2 separate regions of the Mus musculus genome follow, and region 1 is linked to region 2. Evidence: chromatin contacts called from ENCODE POLR2A ChIA-PET data. All regions are on one chromosome and are shown on one strand. Each heading gives the region's core, a stretch centred on a gene start or an enhancer-like site at or near the end of the contact. The rest is flanking DNA. Distances are from core to core; before and after follow the strand shown.

Region 1 (4,584 bases), core at 1,949-4,448, 35 kb before region 2:
AGTAAGCCACTTGCCTTCCATGCTCAATGAGGTCCCGCATTCCATACCTCATACCATTAAAAGAGAGGGCTGGCAGGGCAGTGGTGTGGCATGCCTTTAATCCCAGCACTTGGGAGGCAGAGGCAGGCCGATTTCTGAGTTCGAGGCCAGCCTGGTCTACAGAGTGAATTCTGGGACAGCCAGGGATATACAGAGAAAGCCTGTCTCGAAAACAAACAAACAAACAAAAAGGGGGGGGACCACCTCTGGCTTTCATTACAAGTCCTAGCCTACCTAGGCCCTTGCTCCCTGTTCGTCTGGTGGACCTTTGAGTGCACCTTTGGGAACACCTCTCTGCACCTCTCTGACCTCGGGCCCTCAGCTAGGCACTGGGTGGCACCATCTCCCATCTTATTTTGTGGCGCCTCTGTAGATGGGGAGGCTCCCATGCTGTGCCCCAGTGCCCGGCTGGAGATCTGTAAATGAAAGGACAGCAGAGACTGGACACGGTGCCCCTCGTACCAGACTGCAGTCATGCCCTGACTCCTTCGACTTTCGGATTAATATGCAAACAGTCACAGAGGGCCATCTGCTGCTCTAGGCCTGCTGGATTGCTATAAGGGGACCTGCTTGCTGTGCACCGGGAGACTCAACTTTGGCTGCATGTTTTAAAATTAAGTGCTTCAAAAATGACTTCTAGATGTTTATTTCCCTTTGTAGTGATGATCAGAAGCCTTGGCAAACAACACTCAGCGGTAGGAGCTCACAGCTCAGGAAGGCAGAGGCTGTGGCAGGCATTTTGCGCACGCACGTGGATTGCTCAGGCTGATTCCTGTAACCGCCCCTGCCTTCCTGGCCTGTGATAAGAAAGCTGAATGACGTACATGAGTGGTTTGGATTCTCAGAGCCTCTTGCTCTCCCCAGTTCACACTGCAGAGGAAGGAGTGCGGCCAGGCAGTCTGCTTTGGGTCCATTGAGCACAGCAGCCTATCTCTCTGTGTGCAGAGGAGCAAGCTTGGGCCAGGCAGCTTGCTTAGATACAACATAAAAACAGCGCCCTGTCTCTCTCTGAAGAGAGCTGCTGCCAGCTGCAGGAGAGCTGGGTGGGGGATAGAGAGGCTGAGACCAAATTACTTCTGCCTCAGAGCAGGCAGGGTGCCTATATGGGACCCTGGGCTGCCTTTTTCCCTGGAGGAAGAGAGAACTTATTCTTCTGCTCACAGTTTACTTGTTAACTTGGATTCTTTCCCTGACTAACACAGTTTGAGGCCTGTAGCCTCAACTACAGACACAACACCAGGAGGAGGTAGTGGGAAATAAGCAACAACAACAACAAAAATAGATAAATAGAGGCGTCCTCAGAACAAGGAGCAAACTCAGAACAGATAGTCTCCGTTTCAGTCACCGGGTAGGCGTGCACCCCCATCTGGGCTCCTGATAACCTCAGCTTTTAAAAAAACCTGGGTGTGGCTTCACCTGCAGGGAAGTGCTCAAAGCCACAGATCTTATCATGGCTCTGGTGGTTATTTTTACTCATCTTGTCACATTTGCTCCCATCACAACAATGCTCTGCTGGGTTTACAGCGCTCCTAATTCAGATGGGGAAACTCCTGTATGAAAGGGTCCCCAGAGTGGACATTGGGGTGCACAGGTCACTCTGCGTCTCTGCTGAAAAGTCAACCACGTCTCTCTGCAGACCGAGTCCTCTCTGCCTTTTGAAGCCTCTGTGGTGCTTGGAGTCCTGGGCCACCAGGGCCTTTGAGAGCTCAGAGACACATGTGACCCAGTGCTGGCCAGCCAGACTTGTAGGTTGAACTGTCCGGCTGCTGGGTCAGGACAGCTCGAGCCACAGGGAAGCTGAGAGGCTGCAGGCAGGAGCAAGTAACTAGGGCAGGTTAAGGAAAACAGGAGCCTCACTTGTGAGCACAGATCTCACTCCCCCAAGGGCTTGGCTTCATGTCTCAGTATGTTTGGGTCATTAAAGGAGGGGATTATGCTAGGACATTGTGGGGTAAGGAAGGAGAGAATGCCCAGGGAGCTGCAAGAGTCTCCTCCAGTCTGTGAACCACACAGGCATCCCCTCCCAACTACTCAGCCTACACATTCTGACCTAAATCCCCATGCATCCCCACATTAGGTTTAGCTGGATGTGTCGCAGCTTTCTTCATGAGCCCATTCAAGAGTCACGGGGAGCCGGGCGTGGTGGCGCACGCCTTTAATCCCAGCACTCAGGAGGCAGAGGCAGGCGGATTTCTGAGTTCGAGGCCAGCCTGGTCTACAAAGTGAGTTCCAGGACAGGGCTACACAGAGAAACCCTGTCTCGAAAAACCAAAAAAAAAAAAAAAAAAAAAAAGAGTCACGGGGACACTGATACACTGTACCCTGGGAGCAACCAGAGGTTCTAGTTTGGAAATCTGGACCTTGTGGTTGTTCTTCAAAGACTTACATGGCAGGTTAGGATAATGTGACTGTACCCTTAGTGTAATTATTAATAGTGTTTCCTTGCACTCACAGAGATAGTGCCTGGTCCCCTATGGGTGGAGTGGCCTCAGGACACGTCCAGAGGCGTTTCAATAGGATTAACTTATAGTTCTTTCAAGCTAGCTTAACCCCAGGTTATCAGTGCCTCTGATACATGGAGGTGGACATAGATGTCAGGTTGCTGGATCAGGACGAGAATAGGAATGCAGCTCGCAAGAACATAATCACAGACCGGGGCGCGCTAAATTGGCAGGTGCTGTTCTGGACAGCGGGTACTAAGTTAGTCCTAGTCAGCAAGCCTGAGGACCGAAGAAACTGTATCCCTTCACTTGGGGTTCTAGTTGCTGGTACTGCCTCCCGTGCCCGATGAATGTTCAGGGCCGATGGCGCAAGTTCCGCTATCTCTACGCACGGGTTCCAAATGTCCTGACGCTCTTAACCAACAGAAGGGACGAAGATGGTAACCGTAGCGTCCTAGGAGAGCCCGTCCGCCTCCTCGGGCAGCAAACCCACCGCCCGCCGCGGGTTCAGGACCACACTCCCTGTCCCTGGCGTCCACCCAGCGCAGCCTGGCGCGGTCTCCTCCCGCCTGGAACAGAGCATTAGGGGCTCCCCTCCCCGGGCCCCACTCACCGCTCGCTGGGCGGCGGCCCGCGCACCGGCCGCGGGCGGGCAGCTGGGCTTGCAGGAGGCAGCGGAGCTCACGGCGCGCACGCCGTGGGGGCTGTGTACACACGTGACCCCGTCCCGCCCCCGGGGGCTGCTCGCGTGGTCCCGCCCCCGCCCGCCGAGCAACGCCGTCAGGCCCTGCCCTCTCTCCCGACCCACAGCTCGGTGGCTCCGCCCTTTTCTTGGAACCGGTGCTTAGTTCCCGCAGGCTCCGCCCCCAGTCCGAACGGACAATCCCCTTGGCCAGCCACGGCCGGCCGCCTTAATGCTGGAGGGCGGCGCACCTGCCCCCATTAAAGTTTGTAATTTCCCCGACCTGTGCTTCCCCGGTCCTAGAGGCGTCTAAGTGGAGCTGTCCGGAGAAAACAGCTCCGACCCACTGTGTAGCTGCTGTCCAACATGAAAGTGGGAATGGTGCCATTTAGAGTATTTGCCTAACAGTCAGGAAGCCCGGCGTTTAGTCCTCAACACCACATAAGCCAGGGGTAGTGGTGCGTGCATACATGTAGTCCCAACACTCAGGAGATAGAGCAGGGAGGATCAGAAGTTCAAGGCTGTCCCTGGCTACATAGTCACCTGAAGGGTATCCTGGGATACATGAGATCTTAAAAAACAAAGAGTAACAACAACAAAATACACACACACACACAGATAGCCTAACTGGGCATGATGGTGCCCATCTATAATCTCAGCACTCAAGAGGCAGAGCAAGGACTGCCATAAATCCAAGGCTGTTGTAGCTTACATAGCAAATTCTGGGCCAACTGGGGTTGCAAAGTAAGACTGTCAAAAGTGGGGGGAGGGTCCTGGAGTTGTTGGCCCAATTGCAAGCAGGAGGACCTATGTTTGATCCCTCAGAACCCATGTCAGAAAGGTTGAGTGTGGTAGCATGTGCTTGTAGTGCTAGGGAGGTGGCAGGCGCTGGGGCCCTTTGGGCCAGCCTATCTAACTTTCACATTTCAGGCCACCAACCACCCCCACCCCCAAAAAGCCAACCCTGTCTTATAAAAAACAAGGTGGACAGCACCTGAGGAATGATGGCCAAGGTGGACCTCTGGGCTCCATAGGCACATAATCTAAAATGAAAGTAAACCATAAATAATTGACCCTCAGGATTCCTGGTGAGACTCTGAAGTGTCAGGGTTCCTGGGCCTTCCAGAGGGTTCCTGTGAGGTTTCACTCACAACTGGGGAGTGCTGCTGGTGAACCGAGCACCCTCCTAGTGCAAGGCCCCACTGGCTGCCTGCTCTGCACCACCCGAAGCACAGCACAGATGTTCAGAGTAAGAGGGCCCAGCCGCCGACTCGGCTGCGGGCGGTCCTCCCATTGAGCAGGCATGTCCCCGAGCTAGACATCTTGGACATGGTAGGGTGTGTGAATTGCTGTCTGACCTCGTGCTCTGAGGTTGATATTTGAAAAATCCCACAGAGCTGGCCTCCCTCGTGCTGCAGGGAG
Region 2 (4,340 bases), core at 266-2,765:
CTGGCCCCAAGGAGCTGCTAGGAGCCCACTGAGCCCATTCTGCTCACTGCCAGGGCCTGGTGTAGTGTAGAACATAGCATTCATGTGTGGCTGAGATGGAATGACGGCCAATGTCCTACACTGACAGCAGTGCAGGGTGGCAGGGTGCGAGTGCTCTTCTCTGTCCCCAAGCTGAAAAGCAGGGGTGCTGGGTATGGGTGTTATTGCCATAACAACAGCAAAGAGTCAGTAGAGTGCACCCCACTACCATAGAACAGTCCCCCCCAAATCCACCTGGCACAGTCCCAGCCCCCAGGACCTTTTGAAATAATGTTGTGGCAGATGTAAGCAGCAGAGGTTAAAATTGTTGGGATGAGCTGAGCATGGTGGAGCACAACTTGAATCCCAGCACTTGGGAGGCAGAGGCAGGTGGATCTCTGAGTTCAAGGCCAGCCTGGTTTACAGAGTTCCAGGACAGCCAGAGCTACAGAGAAACCCTGTCTCAAAAGAAAGAGAGAGAGAGAGAGAGAGAGAGAGAGAGAGAGAGAGAGAGAGAGAGAGAGAAAGAGGGAAAGAGGGAAAGAGGGAGAGAGAAAAAGAGAAAGGGAAGAAGGGAGGAAGGAAAGAAAGAAAAAAGAAAATCAGACAGCAAAGAAGGAAGGAAGGAAGGAAGGAAGGAAGGAAGGAAGGAAGGAAGGAAAGAGAATTGATTGTTGGGATGGCCCTACCCCGGTGTGGCAATGTCATAAAAGGAATACTTGGATACAGAAACATGGGAGAATGTTCCCAGAAGTGGAGGCCCCGGAGGGAGATATCTAGCAGCCCAGAATTACCTAAAATTGACAGAACATCTCAGAGGCTGGGAGAGAACCTGGGCTCCCTGGAACAGACAGCAGGGACAGCAGGCCACAAGAGGGCTGATGACCAACACCTTAGGATCAGACTTCTGGTCTCTTGAACCACAGAAGATGCCCTTTGGGGAGATTTTCTTTTGTTTTGTGGGACTGGCTACATAGCCCAGGTTTGCTGAAAACTCAGGCAATCCTTCTGCCTCAGCCCCCTAAGCGCTGTCTACAGGTGTGAGGGACTGCACCCTGCTTTATTTTCTGTTTGTAAAACCCGTTTGTATCACTGTGTCACGGCACTGGCAGTAAGCTAGCCACCCCTCCTTTAGTGTGCTTCTTTCCCTCTGAGTAGATGGGAAACTCAGTCCCTGGAAGACAGATGGGTGGGATGAAGATCCCGGGGCACAGACTGGTGTCCTCGGGCAAATGGCTGCATCTTTCTGTCCTTATTTGCTAATCAGTACCAAAAGATGACTGCCAGGCTTCTTTCTGCTTCTCAGAGGGCTGGAAACCAAGGGCAGATCCTTTCGCAACACGGCAGGGGCGGGGCTAGATAGGTGAGGCGGGGCTTGGTGGGTGGAGCCTGGGTGGACTCGGGGTGGGGCCAGTCGTCCGCTCGACTAGCTCGACGCTTCCTGGACCCGCTCGGTGTTCAGCCATCTGCCCTGCGTCGCCGTCGCTCTCCGCTCTGGATTTCGCCGTGATGTCGACCGCAATGAACTTCGGGACCAAAAGCTTCCAGCCGCGGCCCCCAGACAAAGGCAGCTTCCCGCTGGACCACTTCGGTGAGGCGAGGCGAGGCACAGGCTGATGGCGGCCTGGGATCGGGTGGCAGAGTTAGGAATACTGAATCTGGGTGGCAGCGTCTCGGGTGCTGAGTCTGAGTGGTAGGGAGTGCTGTTTCTCGGTGACAGGATCAGGGGTATTGGAAGTAGGTGGCAGGATCTGGGATACTGGTTCTAGATGGCAGGGTCAGGGGTACTGGGGTACTGGGTTTGGGTGACAGAGTTATGGGTGCAGGATATCTGGGTGGCAGGGTCAGGGGTACTGGATCTGGGTTCAGGGTCTGGGCTGCTGGGTCTGGGTGGCAGAGACTGGAGTGTTGTCTCTTTGCTATAGATGGCAGGTTTGGGGGCACTGGGTTTGGATGGCAGGGCCTGGGGTTGTAGATCTGGGTGGCAGAGCCTAAGGTACTAGATTTGAGTGGCCGGGTCAGAGTTGCTGGATTTAGGTGTAATGTCTGAAGAGTTAGATGTTGGATGTGACAGGGCCTAGGGTGCTGGATCGAAGGTCTGAGAGCCAAAGTGAAGGAGCTGAATATGAGGGACAGTGTGTGGGGTTATAGACCTGGGTGGCATTGTCATGTGTGTTGATGACAGGATGCTAGAAATGGTGGGTGGGGTCTGAGGTACTGGACCCTGGATGCAGAGCAGTTAATATTACAGGTCCTTCCCGGGTAGTGGGGCTGGGCGTGCTCAGAGCACTGTGGGGGTGCAGTCAGAGAAACTGAGTCTTGAGGGCCCCTATTTCAGAGGGCCACATGTCATGGCTCTCCAAGTAAGACTTGGGGCTAATGTGATAGGATGGTGACAGGCCTCCTGGAACGGAGCTTGATGTTAGGCCCCCTGGCGGCAGCTCAGCTCAGCGCAGGACATACCCACCCTCCCCTAGCTCCAGGCTCTGGGTCTGCCGTGAACATTAGGCAAGGAAATATTTTCAAAAAGCTTTTTGATATCTAACACTGGGGCTGAAAGCCCGGGTTTGGCACATGCTAGGCGAGTGTTCACCTCTGAGCCACGCCTCCAGCCTGGAGGATTTCTAGTCACCGTTCTGAAGTCTGCAGTTAACAGGCCTTTTGGGAAACTGGAACATGGGAAAGAAAAAAAACAAACAAACTGGGAGAGAGTTGGAGATTCAGATTACAGAGGCCGAGCTGGTGCCTGGCACGCACAGGAACCTGAGTCCAGTCCTCAGCACTACAATAATTAAAAAAAGAAAAGACTGCCCTGCCTACCACCAGCACATAGGACATCCCCCCCCCCCCCACCTACCACCAGCACACAGACCTCCCCACAAGTCCTACCACCAGCACACAGCCCTGAGAGATGCAGCAGCCCTCAGCCCTCGTGTTAGTGTAGAAACGGCAGCTGTTAGTGTAGATTAGACGCTTCGGTGAACTGCTGTAGAGACTCCAGCTCCAGGGACAGCTTTAGAGATTACTGGTTTTTTGGGTTTTTTTTTTGGGGGGGGGGGTTCCGAGACAGGGTTTCTCTGTGTAGCCCTGGCTGTCCTGGAACTCACTCTGTAGACCAGGCTGTCCTCGAACTCAGAAATCCGCCTGCCTCTGTATTTTTTAAGTTATGCTTATTTATTTAGTGTGTTTGGGGATATGCCATGACACGTATATAGTCAGAGGACAAACTGTGGAAAACTGGGATCTCTCCACCCCCACGTGTGTCCCAGAGATCAAACTTAGGTTGTCAGCCTTGGTGGCAAGCGTGTTTACCCACTGAGCCATCTCACTATTTTTAGATTATGATTTCATTGCCAACATTTCATTGGGAAATTTTCCATTTAAAATTTTTATTTCAATTCGTTATTGATTCTTCATTTTTTTTTCAAAGGCAGGGTCTCACTATGTAGTCCTGGCTGTCCTGGAACTCGCTGCGTAGACCAGGCTGGACTCAAATGTACAAAGATCCACCGGCCTCTGCCTCCTGAATGCTAGAATTAAAGGTGTGTGCCAATATGACCGGCTTTATTATAATTTTTTTAAGTTTATGTGTATGTGTGTGCATCTGAGTTTGTATATACACCATTTGTATGCAGGCACCCTTGGTGGCCAGAAGCAGGTTTTTGATAGCCTGGAGCTGAAGTTACAGGCATTTGTTAGCTGCTCAATGTGTGTATCAGGAACCAAACTCAGGTCTCTGTCAGAGCAGCCAGTGTTCATAGCCAGTAAGCCATCTCCCCAGCTTCTTTCAGCCCTTTTGTTTTGAAGTACAGGGATTTGAACCCAGGGGACTATATGCCAAACATACACATTACCTCAGAGCCACACCCACAGCCTCACAAAGGGAACGAATTTTGATGGAAACCCTAGTGCTGCTCCTAAAGTCAGCGTGTGAGCGGGTCAGGCCTTCTCTTTAACTAATAGAATGCTGGCTTTCTTCTTTCCCTAGGTGAATGTAAAAGCTTTAAAGAAAAATTCATGAGGTGTCTCCGTGACAAGAACTATGAAAATGCTTTGTGCAGAAATGAATCTAAAGAGTATTTAATGTGCAGGATGCAAAGGTGAGTTCTATTTGTGTGTGTGTGTGTGTGTGCGCATTCACATGTGTGAGTGCTCATGATTGTGGTGAGCCACCGCGTGGGTGCTGGGAACTTGGTCTGTTGCTGGCCTGGATTCACTAGTTAGGTCGCTGACTACAGGCAAGCCAAGGGATCCCTCTCTGCCCCCAGTGCTGGGACCAGCACACCCAATTTTCTCGGGTTCTCGGGAGGGAACTCGGGTCC

Evidence for each region. ChIA-PET counts read pairs that join two places held with the same protein, here RNA polymerase II (POLR2A).
Region 1: POLR2A ChIA-PET joins it to region 2 with 14 read pairs in Patski. The contact joins the promoter of Gpr146 here to the promoter of Cox19 in region 2. POLR2A ChIA-PET finds 5 or more read pairs at or near these places in 4 of 5 experiments (Patski and embryonic stem cell).

What each region holds. Positions count from the first base shown.
Region 1 is chr5:139,379,253-139,383,836 of GRCm38, reverse strand. It overlaps Gpr146 (G protein-coupled receptor 146), which reads right to left and starts at 3,198. Exons shown (of 2, transcript NM_030258.5): 1 at 3,094-3,198. All of the region lies in intron 2 of 3110082I17Rik (RIKEN cDNA 3110082I17 gene), which reads left to right.
Region 2 is chr5:139,342,341-139,346,680 of GRCm38, reverse strand. Cox19 (cytochrome c oxidase assembly protein 19) reads left to right here and starts at 1,515. Exons shown (of 3, transcript NM_197980.1): 1 at 1,515-1,609; 2 at 4,007-4,118. The coding sequence starts at 1,528.